3 separate regions of the Homo sapiens genome follow, and regions 1 and 3 are each linked to region 2. The links are chromatin contacts, found by Hi-C in ENCODE. All regions are on one chromosome and are shown on one strand. Each heading gives the region's core, a stretch centred on a gene start or an enhancer-like site at or near the end of the contact. The rest is flanking DNA. Distances are from core to core; before and after follow the strand shown. Region 1 holds the start of KDM1B (lysine demethylase 1B). Region 2 holds the start of HIVEP1 (HIVEP zinc finger 1). Region 3 holds the start of NUP153 (nucleoporin 153).

Region 1 (2,700 bases), core at 86-2,585, 6.1 Mb before region 2:
TTAGTAGAGACCAGGTTTCACCACCTTGGCCAGGCTGGTCTTGAAGTACTCCTGACCTCAAGTGATCGCCCACCTCGGCCTCCCAATATTGAATAATTCAATATTGAATTATTCAATATTCAACATGCAGTTCAATGATTCAATATTAAATCCCCAATTGCCTAGATATCTTTTGTTGATTCTCCCAGCAAGGCAAATAATTATTGATGGTAATTTTCTCATGTACCTCCTGAAGAAGCCTTCTCTCCCACTCGCCTTTCTGCCACTAAAATAGATTTAAAAACACAAAACAAAACTGGTCAAAGCCTTGAGTTATGTGTGTATACGTGGTGTGGGGGATTCCCCAACTGGAGTGGACTGGGGAGTCCTGCAGGCTTACCCAAGGGAAGACTGGACTTCTATGTGGCTGGTTTCCACATCACTGAACCCCAACTTTCTACAGCTGGGTCGGCCTCTTCCTTCCTCTTTCACCTGTCAGCTGCCCGGCCGTTGACTAACAGCTACCCTAATCGGGCCACCCCTCCTCCAGGTCTCCAATCCCAGAGGAGTTACCCCAGCAACCTGGCAATGCTCATCAAGTCTCAACGCGTGGTGGCTGTGCCAGAGAATTACTACAACACCTGCAAGGCTGTGCGGGCTCCTGGCCGCACCCTATCGGCCGGGAAGAACAAGCGAGGGAGTTCCTACTCCAGGACCGTGGGGTTCTCCCGCGGCTCTGACAGTCCCCAGGAGGGAGCCCCAAACTCCCGGTGCCAGCTGCAGCCGCCTCGCTTTCCGAGAAGCTTTCGGAAGCTTTTCGAAGTCGGAGAAGCAACTGCCCCGGGGCTCACCTTTGCGCTGAAGAGGTGCCGGGAGTCTCGGGGAAAAGGCACCGCTGTACAGAAAGGAAACATTGTAGGGGGGTTAGCCGACCGGCAACATCGCGACGAACCCGGCGACCCCACGCCCCAACACCCTAGCCCGGGAATTCCCCCTTCTTCAGACAGATACCCACCCCGCACCCTCTTTTAATCCGGGGCAGGAGGTATCCGTCCCTGGGGCACCCGCCCACCTCCCACCACGGCGAGGGGCGCTGCACAGGGGGAAAGGGAGGGCTTGCACCCCAACCAAGCTGCTTTGTGCAACGCTGTCACCCGAAATCCGCCACGGCCCCCACGCACGCCCCCGGAGTGGGGAGCCTCCCACCTCTGAGCGCCAGCGAGGCGGTGCGCGCCGCCCTGGACTGCGGGCGCCTCTCCGGAGCCGCGCGCCGCGCGCACAGGACGGCTGCAGCCGCGCCGCGAGCCCCAGCCTCTTCTCGGCCGCCGCCGCCGCCGCCGCTTCCGCCCCTGTCACGGCGTGACCCGGGGTGGGAGGAGCCGACAGGACTAGGGATGGGTAGGGTCCCCGCCTTCGCTTTAGCCGCAGCGCTCGCTCCGCCCTGCCCATTTCCGCCGCTGCGCAAACCCCGGCGCTTGGGGAAGTGGGTGGAGTCTGTGCAACGAGGTACGGGGCGGGAGTGGAGACGGGGCGCCGGGAGAGGGGGCGGGAACTGAGGCGGGGCGCGGGAAAGAGGCGGGGCGCGGGAAAGAGGCGGGGCGCGGGCGGAGGCGGGGCGCGGGCGGAGGCGGGGCGCGGGCGGAGGCGGGGCGCGGAGAAGTGGCGGAGGTGGAAGCGGAGGCGTACCCGCCCCTGGGGACGTCATTGGTGGCGGAGGCAATGGCCGGCAACCAGCTGTAAGCGAGGTAGGCTCACTCGGGCGCGGAGGGTGCGGGTGAGAAAGGGAACGATTTGCTAGGAGTGTATGCGCCCGTGCTAGGGCTCCCAGGAATTCTTACAAGCGTAGACAGCCTAGCAATCAGCCCTGTGAAGTGGGGTTCAGGGCAGAAGCGGAAACTGGGAATAACGAGGTCGGACAGTAAATGACCTGAATCCAATGTCCAGGATTTAAAGTGCTTCCAAAGCACTGGTGTGTTTTAATTATTTTTTTTTCTTTTTTCTTTTAGAGACAGGGTCTCCCTCTGTCGCCCATGCTAGCGTGCAGTGGCACAATCATAGCTCACTGTAACCTGGAACTCCTGGGCTCAAGTGATCTTCCCGCCCCAGCCTCCTCGGTAACTGGGACTACAGGCTCGCTGCACCACGCTTGGCTAATTTTTCAAATTTTTTTTTATAGAAACGGACTCTCGGTTTTTTCCCCAGCCTGGTGTATTAGTGATTTTTGGGAAAAAATAAGTACTGCCAAATAGTGAGTGATCCCTGGTGATGTGGGAAACTGGGGTGCTGTAAATATTCTGTCTTGCTCTGCGGTGGTTACACAGGTGTATGTATATGTAAAAAATTCACCGAGTCATACTCTTTTAAGATGTGTGCACCTTAGGAAAGTTTCTTCTCAATTTTATGAAATTTAAAAACAAAACTATAGCAGAAGCTTTTGAAAAGGTGAGAATGGAGACTAGAACAACTTGAGGACTTTGTTTGTGGGCAGAAATTTTTGTGAAATTTCCCTTCCTTAATTCTTGTAATGTGCACTTTTTTTGTATTATAGAAATAAACTTTATTTCTCTAGAAATGATGTATACAAGTGGAGTCCATGCTGAGAAACTGTTAGAACAGCTAAGACGTTGAGCCCAGGAGTTTGAGACCAGCCTGGGTAACATAGCAAGACCCTGTCTCTACAAAATATTTAAAAATTAGCCAGGCATGGTGGTGCACCCTTAT
Region 2 (2,804 bases), core at 79-2,578:
TAAAGCTTTTAAATGGTAACGATATTTGGAAGTTTTTAAAGCGTGAACTCTGACTGTAATCCAATCATGTGATCCCATGGGATCCGGAGCATAAATGTAAAATATGCACATTCCCTGTCCGTAAAGGCTTTCTGCTACCCCGTTCATTGCCTACCCACTGTCCCTAGCTGTCCATCCCATATTTAAATCCTTGTGGGGGGAAGTGGGTATTTCCAAAGACAGCAGCATTGTAGCGACTAGGACGAGTGATAAACCGTTCCTTTACGGGAAAGAAATAAATACTACATGGAGCAAAAACATGACACGATCAAAAAGCGTAAAGACAGTTGCAAGGAGAAAAAACATGAATGAATGTGGAGGGCGGAGCCTGGGAAAACCCCTCTGCAACGCTGCACTGAACAAAGCGCTTCGCATGCCAGGAGGAGGGGGGGAATGGAAGTGCCAGCTCAGGAAGGAGCCTGGAGTGGATGCAGAGAGCTGAGGAGGAGGAGGACGAGATGAGGCGAGCGCGGCAGCCCTGAGACTCCTCCTCGCCGCCTGCTCCGCCGCCGCCCCCTCCCCTCTCCAGCCAGCAACTCCTTCCCGAGCCCGACCCCAAGGCGAGCCCGAGCCGACCCGCACCCCAACCCACCGCCCCCTTCCCAACTGCAGCTGGCGCGCACTCCCAACCCGGAAAGAAACTACCCAGGTGGCCGGGAGTAAACAGGCACTTAGAGCAAAGAACGAAAGGGAAAGAAACCCACAAAGCCGGGAGGTTGGGATGCCGAGGCCTGGTCTCTTTCACCCCCCACCCTCTTGCAAAATGCGTCTGCGGCTGGAAGGCGGCTGGGGAGGCTGGGTCCCTCTGTACCTGCTCGGCTCGCGCGCGGCGAGGGCGCCCAGAAGTGCCAAGGGTCTCCCGCACGCAGCCATCCCCTCTGCAAGGTCGGCGGTTGCACACACACGCACACACACACACACACGCGCGCCCGCACGCCCCCCGCCCGCCGAAGGGATGTGCTCCTGCCCCCCCCCCCCTCCGCCCCGCCGCCCTCCCCAGCTGCAGCGCCCCCGCCGCGGAGCCCGCGCCGAACCTGCTGCCAGGACGCCCGGCGGAGCCGCTGCCGCTGCAGCCGGCCCTGGAGCTGCGCTGCTGATGGCGGCGGCCGCGGCTCGGGATCTCCGCGACCCCCGCGCGGCGGCGGCGGCGGCGCCTGGGATCCCTCCTTCACTTGACAACCCCAAACACAAACATAACCTCCTCCGGCGGCCGCCGCTCCCCGGTCCCCCGCTCCGTCCGCCACCCTGCCGCCGCCCAGCAGCCGCCACGCTGAAGGCCGGCGACTGGCGCTCACACCACCCAGCACTGAAATATTAAACAGGGGAGCGGGCCGGGGGGCGGGGGGGGGAGCGCGGGGCGCGCGGGCGGGGGCCGCAGCCGCCGGGCGGAGGAGGCGGCGAAGCTCGCCGGCGCCCGGAGCCACGGCATGATCGCGGCCGCCAGGGAGCCGGGCAGCCGGGCTGGGGGGCGCGCGCCGCGGCGGGGCGGGCGGACAGACCCTGGGGCCGCGGGGCCCGGGGCGGGAAGGACGGGCGCGGGCTTTACCTCTCCCCCGGGGCAGAGTAGGGCACGTTTAGCGTCTTTGGGGCCGGCGGGAGGAACGCGGGCCGGGCGGCGCGGGGGAGGCAGGGCGAAGGTCGGAGGCTTTCCCGCGGGTGGGCGGGGCGGCAGGGGATCCCCGGGGGCGGGAGGAGGGGAGGCCGCGGGCGGCGACGCGTGGGCGGGGGAGGGGGCGTCCCCGCGGGGGCTGGGGTTGAGGCCGGGGCGAGGGGCGCGGGACGCCCAGGCGCCGGGGCCCAGCTGGGCCGGCGCGGCCGCCAGCTCTGACCGGGTGTAGGGACTGGATGGGCGCCCGGCCCGGCACGAACCCGGAGCCAGTGCCCCGGGTCTCCCCGGCGGGGCGGGCCCCAGACCGCGCCGGCCCCGCCACCTACCCGCCGCTTCGCCCCTCCCCGCCCCGCCCGGCCGAGCCGCCGCAGGGACGGGAGGGGGACGCGGGAGGAGGTGGCAGCGCAGCCCGGGGGGGAGGGGCGGGGTTAGGGACGCGGGGGGCGGGAGCCCTGGGTCGCGACGCCTGGGGAACCAGCACACGGCGGGGGCGGAGGGGCGGGCCCGGCCAGTCACGCGGCCCCGGGAAGGCCTGGCGGGGTCGCTCAGTTGGGGGCGGTTGGTCCGGGAAGAGGGACGGGACGGGCGGGGCCGTAGTTTCTCTTTACCGTCTCTTTACTTTCTACAGCAGGATGTGGGCCGGCCGCTGACGTCATGGGGTCTCCCGGCCCCGCCCCTCGCCCGGGCAGAATGGGGGAGGGGGAGGCGGGGGGGGGGGGGGACCCCAAGGGGGTTTCCTCAGCAACGCGTAGAAGGAAGGGGAAAGTCATTGTGAAACTTAAAACTCATTAACTTTGAAAAACAACTTTTAAAAAAACGGAGGGGGCAGGGTGTTGGTTTGGAGAGTGGAAGGGGACATGTTAACCCTGAACTGAAACCACTTTTTGGTGGCGGATGTTCTATTAAAAGAGCGAGGAAAGCCAAGGTTATTCCAGAGGCCGCTCCAAAGCCCCGCTGGTGCTTCCCAGTGCCGAAGCTGCGAGCGCAATTAACCCCTGCCTGCCAGCCTGACAGCTTATAGGGCCAACCCGGGAGGGGACTTCGGGGACAGAAAAGGGGGGTGCGGGGCTGGTCGTCGGACCGGGCTCCAGGGAAGAGGGGAGAGCGTGAAAGGGGAAGAGGGAGTAATTAGCATGAACCAAGGTGTGACCCCGGC
Region 3 (2,700 bases), core at 177-2,676, 5.7 Mb before region 2:
AAAAGAAAGAAACAGGATCAGTAACTTCCCCAAGGCTACACAGCTAGTAAGTGGGAGATTTATAGTAAATAGGCTGGGCGTGGCGGCTCACACGGGTAATCCCAGCACTTTGGGAGGCCAAGGCGGGTGGATCACTTGAGGTCAGGAGTTCAAGGCCAGCCTGGCCAACATGGCGAAACCCCATCTCTACTAAAAATACACAAATCAGCTGGGCGTGGTGGTGCACGCCTGTAGTCCCAGCTACTTAGGAAGCCGAGGCAGGAGAATAGCTTGAACCTGGGAGGCAAAGGGTGCAGTGAGCCAAGATCGCGCCACTGCACTCCAGCCTGGGCGACAGGGCAAGACTCTGTCTCTCAGAAAAAAAGAAAGAAAGAAAGAAAGAAAAAAAAAGATTTATAGTAAGTCTAAGATTTTTCACAACATATTTTTCCTCCCTAATCATTTGGCTATTTGTCTTTAGCTCTTACAGAAAAGTTGGGTTATAGTCCTGGCTTTGATTACCCATCTCAGTGTCATTGATTGTGCCACCTAAATTTCTCTGGACATCTTGTCTGGTTGGTTGAATGAGAGGGTTGGACTATGTGATCACCAGGACCTTTCTAATCGTCAACTCCTAGAATATACATTTTGTGGATTCAGTCTTTGAGTCTAGCTCACTTACTCAGTTTCCTAAATATTTGGAGCAAATATAGTATACTTTTATTGTTAAGGATATATCACTTACCCCTAATGTTAGCTGACTGCATGGGTTATAATTGTAATCATTCATCGCATTTTTCGTCTATTAGCAAATATACATGCTCTCCATAGATGATCACGTCTGCTCCTCACAACAGCTTTATAAGGTGGATTTTAAAGCTCCCATTTTATGGAGGAGGAAGCTAAGGCTCAGACGGTTTTGATTCATCCAAGGTCAAATAGGTTGGGTGGCAGAACCAGAATTCCAGCCCCGTGTGTCTGCAACAAAACCTTTATATGTTTAAAGAAACATTAATGAAGCCGTATATATTTTCTAATTCTAAGGATCATGGACTTTATTTTTCAACCACAGATTTTTTTTTCCTCCTTCTTAAATCATTAGCTCTTGTCTTTGATTTTACTGTCTGCTTACTTCCTGCCTACTTAACCAACCGACAGGGAGAAGGAGAATGGGAAGAGGTTACTGTTTTTATGTTAAGTGTCTTTTCAAAGTCTAATTTACAGCCAAGAACAGCAAAAGTACCCCTTGGCTTTGTGCCTCTGCGGCGCCCCGGAGATCTCCTTCCCCGTCCCTCTTCCTTTCCGAGAAGCCGCGTTCCGTTGTTGAACTACGTTTCCCAGCGTGCCGCGCGGCCGAGAGCGTGGACTCGACCAGCCCTTCCTCTTTGCCTATCAGCTCGTCGCAGCATGATGATGCAAATGCGTCGGGCGCCGATGAGTGACGACATTCTGGCTCGCGACCGCGGCAGCCGCCTTAGCAGGGGTAATAGGCGCAACGGCGGCGGAGGCTGCAGGGACGACGACGACGACGGCGGCGGGGCGGGCGCTGTGCGCACAGGGGAGGGGTAGGCGGGCGTCGCCAGCGGCTTCAACTGCGGCAGCTACGGCTAGGGCGACGGAAGAACTCCCACCAGTCGGCGGTCGAGTTAGGCCTCAGCACCGCGGGGAACTGTTCGTGCTGTCCTCTGCGGGAGATCTCCATAGAGACCGTGACACACACAGAGGCGGGGGTCCGCAGAGGCGGCCGGACCGGAGCCTCCTCGGCCTCTGCGGCCGCCACCCCCTTCCCCGCTGCCAGCACTCACCCTCTCTCCGCTCCTGCTCGCAACCTCGCGGTTCCTGGGGTGCTTGTGCCCACTGTGTGGACAGCGCGGGCGGACTTTTGGGCCGGGGCCGGGCGGCGGGGGAGGCTCTCTAAGGCCTCCGCCTCTGCCTCTCCCGCCCCCTTACCCGCCCCGGAGCGGGAAGCGGCGGAGGCTCCGCCATGGCCTCGGGAGCCGGAGGAGTCGGAGGGGGCGGTGGCGGCAAGATCCGGACGCGGCGTTGCCACCAGGGGCCAATTAAGCCTTACCAGCAGGGGCGACAACAGCATCAGGTATGGGACCCCGACGCCGCGGTGGCCTGGCGGGTGGGGAAACTCGGCTGGAGGGGACGGGCGGTTCGAGGCCCCGGCGCCCCACGTGGAGCAGACAGGAGGGCCTGAGGAAAGGCCCGAGTGAGGCTCCGGGGGAGCTCAGGCCGTTGGGGGTGGCGACGGGAAGTGGGCTGAGACAGGCCCAGCCTTGCGGCGCACACGTGTGGTTTGGGCCGCCTTTCCCCCAACTCTCTGGGTCAGGGGCTTTCCCAGGCAGGCTCTGGGCGGGAAAAGAAATTGTAGGCCCATGATGCGCGCGTTTCTTTATTTTTTGGCGGGGATTTGGAATTTGAGGGTATTACTCATGTTCTCTCGAGGGAGAAAGGAAAAGATGTGGTTGATGGCCCTTATACTTGCTGTTTTCTGGTGTCCCTTCTTTAGTGTGTTTGAGGAGGGGGGGCTGCCCCTTGGAATCTTAACTCTGGGGCAGACGGGGAGTTGTGGGGGGCGCTGTTACATGGAAAGTGGAATAACTTAGTCTCAGCCTATGAGTTAATTCTCGGTTTCCCCTGCCTGTGGCCCTCCTCGTCTTGAGAGCATTGGCTTAGATTTTATTAACCAGGTTATAGTTAACCGTGGCACTGGGG

The links. Hi-C counts contacts between places; a loop is a spot of excess contacts on that map. Pooled maps may share reads with other maps.
Region 1: a loop to region 2 is called in a map of B cell, with 30 times the contacts of the local background. The contact joins the promoter of KDM1B here to the promoter of HIVEP1 in region 2. A Hi-C loop is called at or near these places in 5 of 168 maps with a recorded cell type or tissue (B cell, CD4-positive, alpha-beta T cell, CD4-positive, alpha-beta memory T cell and 2 more) and 11 of 50 pooled maps.
Region 3: a map of CD8-positive, alpha-beta T cell shows a loop between it and region 2 (13-fold over the local background). The contact joins the promoter of NUP153 here to the promoter of HIVEP1 in region 2. A Hi-C loop is called at or near these places in 3 of 168 maps with a recorded cell type or tissue (CD8-positive, alpha-beta T cell and naive thymus-derived CD4-positive, alpha-beta T cell), 1 of 37 single-sample maps with no recorded cell type and 9 of 50 pooled maps.

What each region holds. Positions count from the first base shown.
Region 1 is chr6:18,154,057-18,156,756 of GRCh38, reverse strand. It overlaps KDM1B (lysine demethylase 1B), which reads right to left and starts at 1,335. Exons shown (of 22, transcript NM_001364614.2): 1 at 1,186-1,335; 2 at 831-874. It overlaps TPMT (thiopurine S-methyltransferase), which reads left to right and starts at 1,680. Exons shown (of 9, transcript NM_000367.5): 1 at 1,680-1,724. RefSeq lists an enhancer at 395-634 and a silencer at 1,075-1,634.
Region 2 is chr6:12,010,836-12,013,639 of GRCh38, reverse strand. HIVEP1 (HIVEP zinc finger 1) reads right to left here and starts at 1,328. Exons shown (of 9, transcript NM_002114.4): 1 at 1,074-1,328. RefSeq lists silencers at 1,174-1,313, 1,494-2,403 and an enhancer at 2,733-2,804.
Region 3 is chr6:17,705,651-17,708,350 of GRCh38, reverse strand. It overlaps NUP153 (nucleoporin 153), which reads left to right and starts at 1,426. Exons shown (of 22, transcript NM_005124.4): 1 at 1,426-2,074. The coding sequence starts at 1,964. NUP153-AS1 (NUP153 antisense RNA 1) reads right to left here and starts at 1,308. Exons shown (of 3, transcript NR_134618.1): 1 at 1,223-1,308; 2 at 725-957. RefSeq lists enhancers at 1,235-1,504, 1,314-2,008 and a silencer at 1,595-2,104.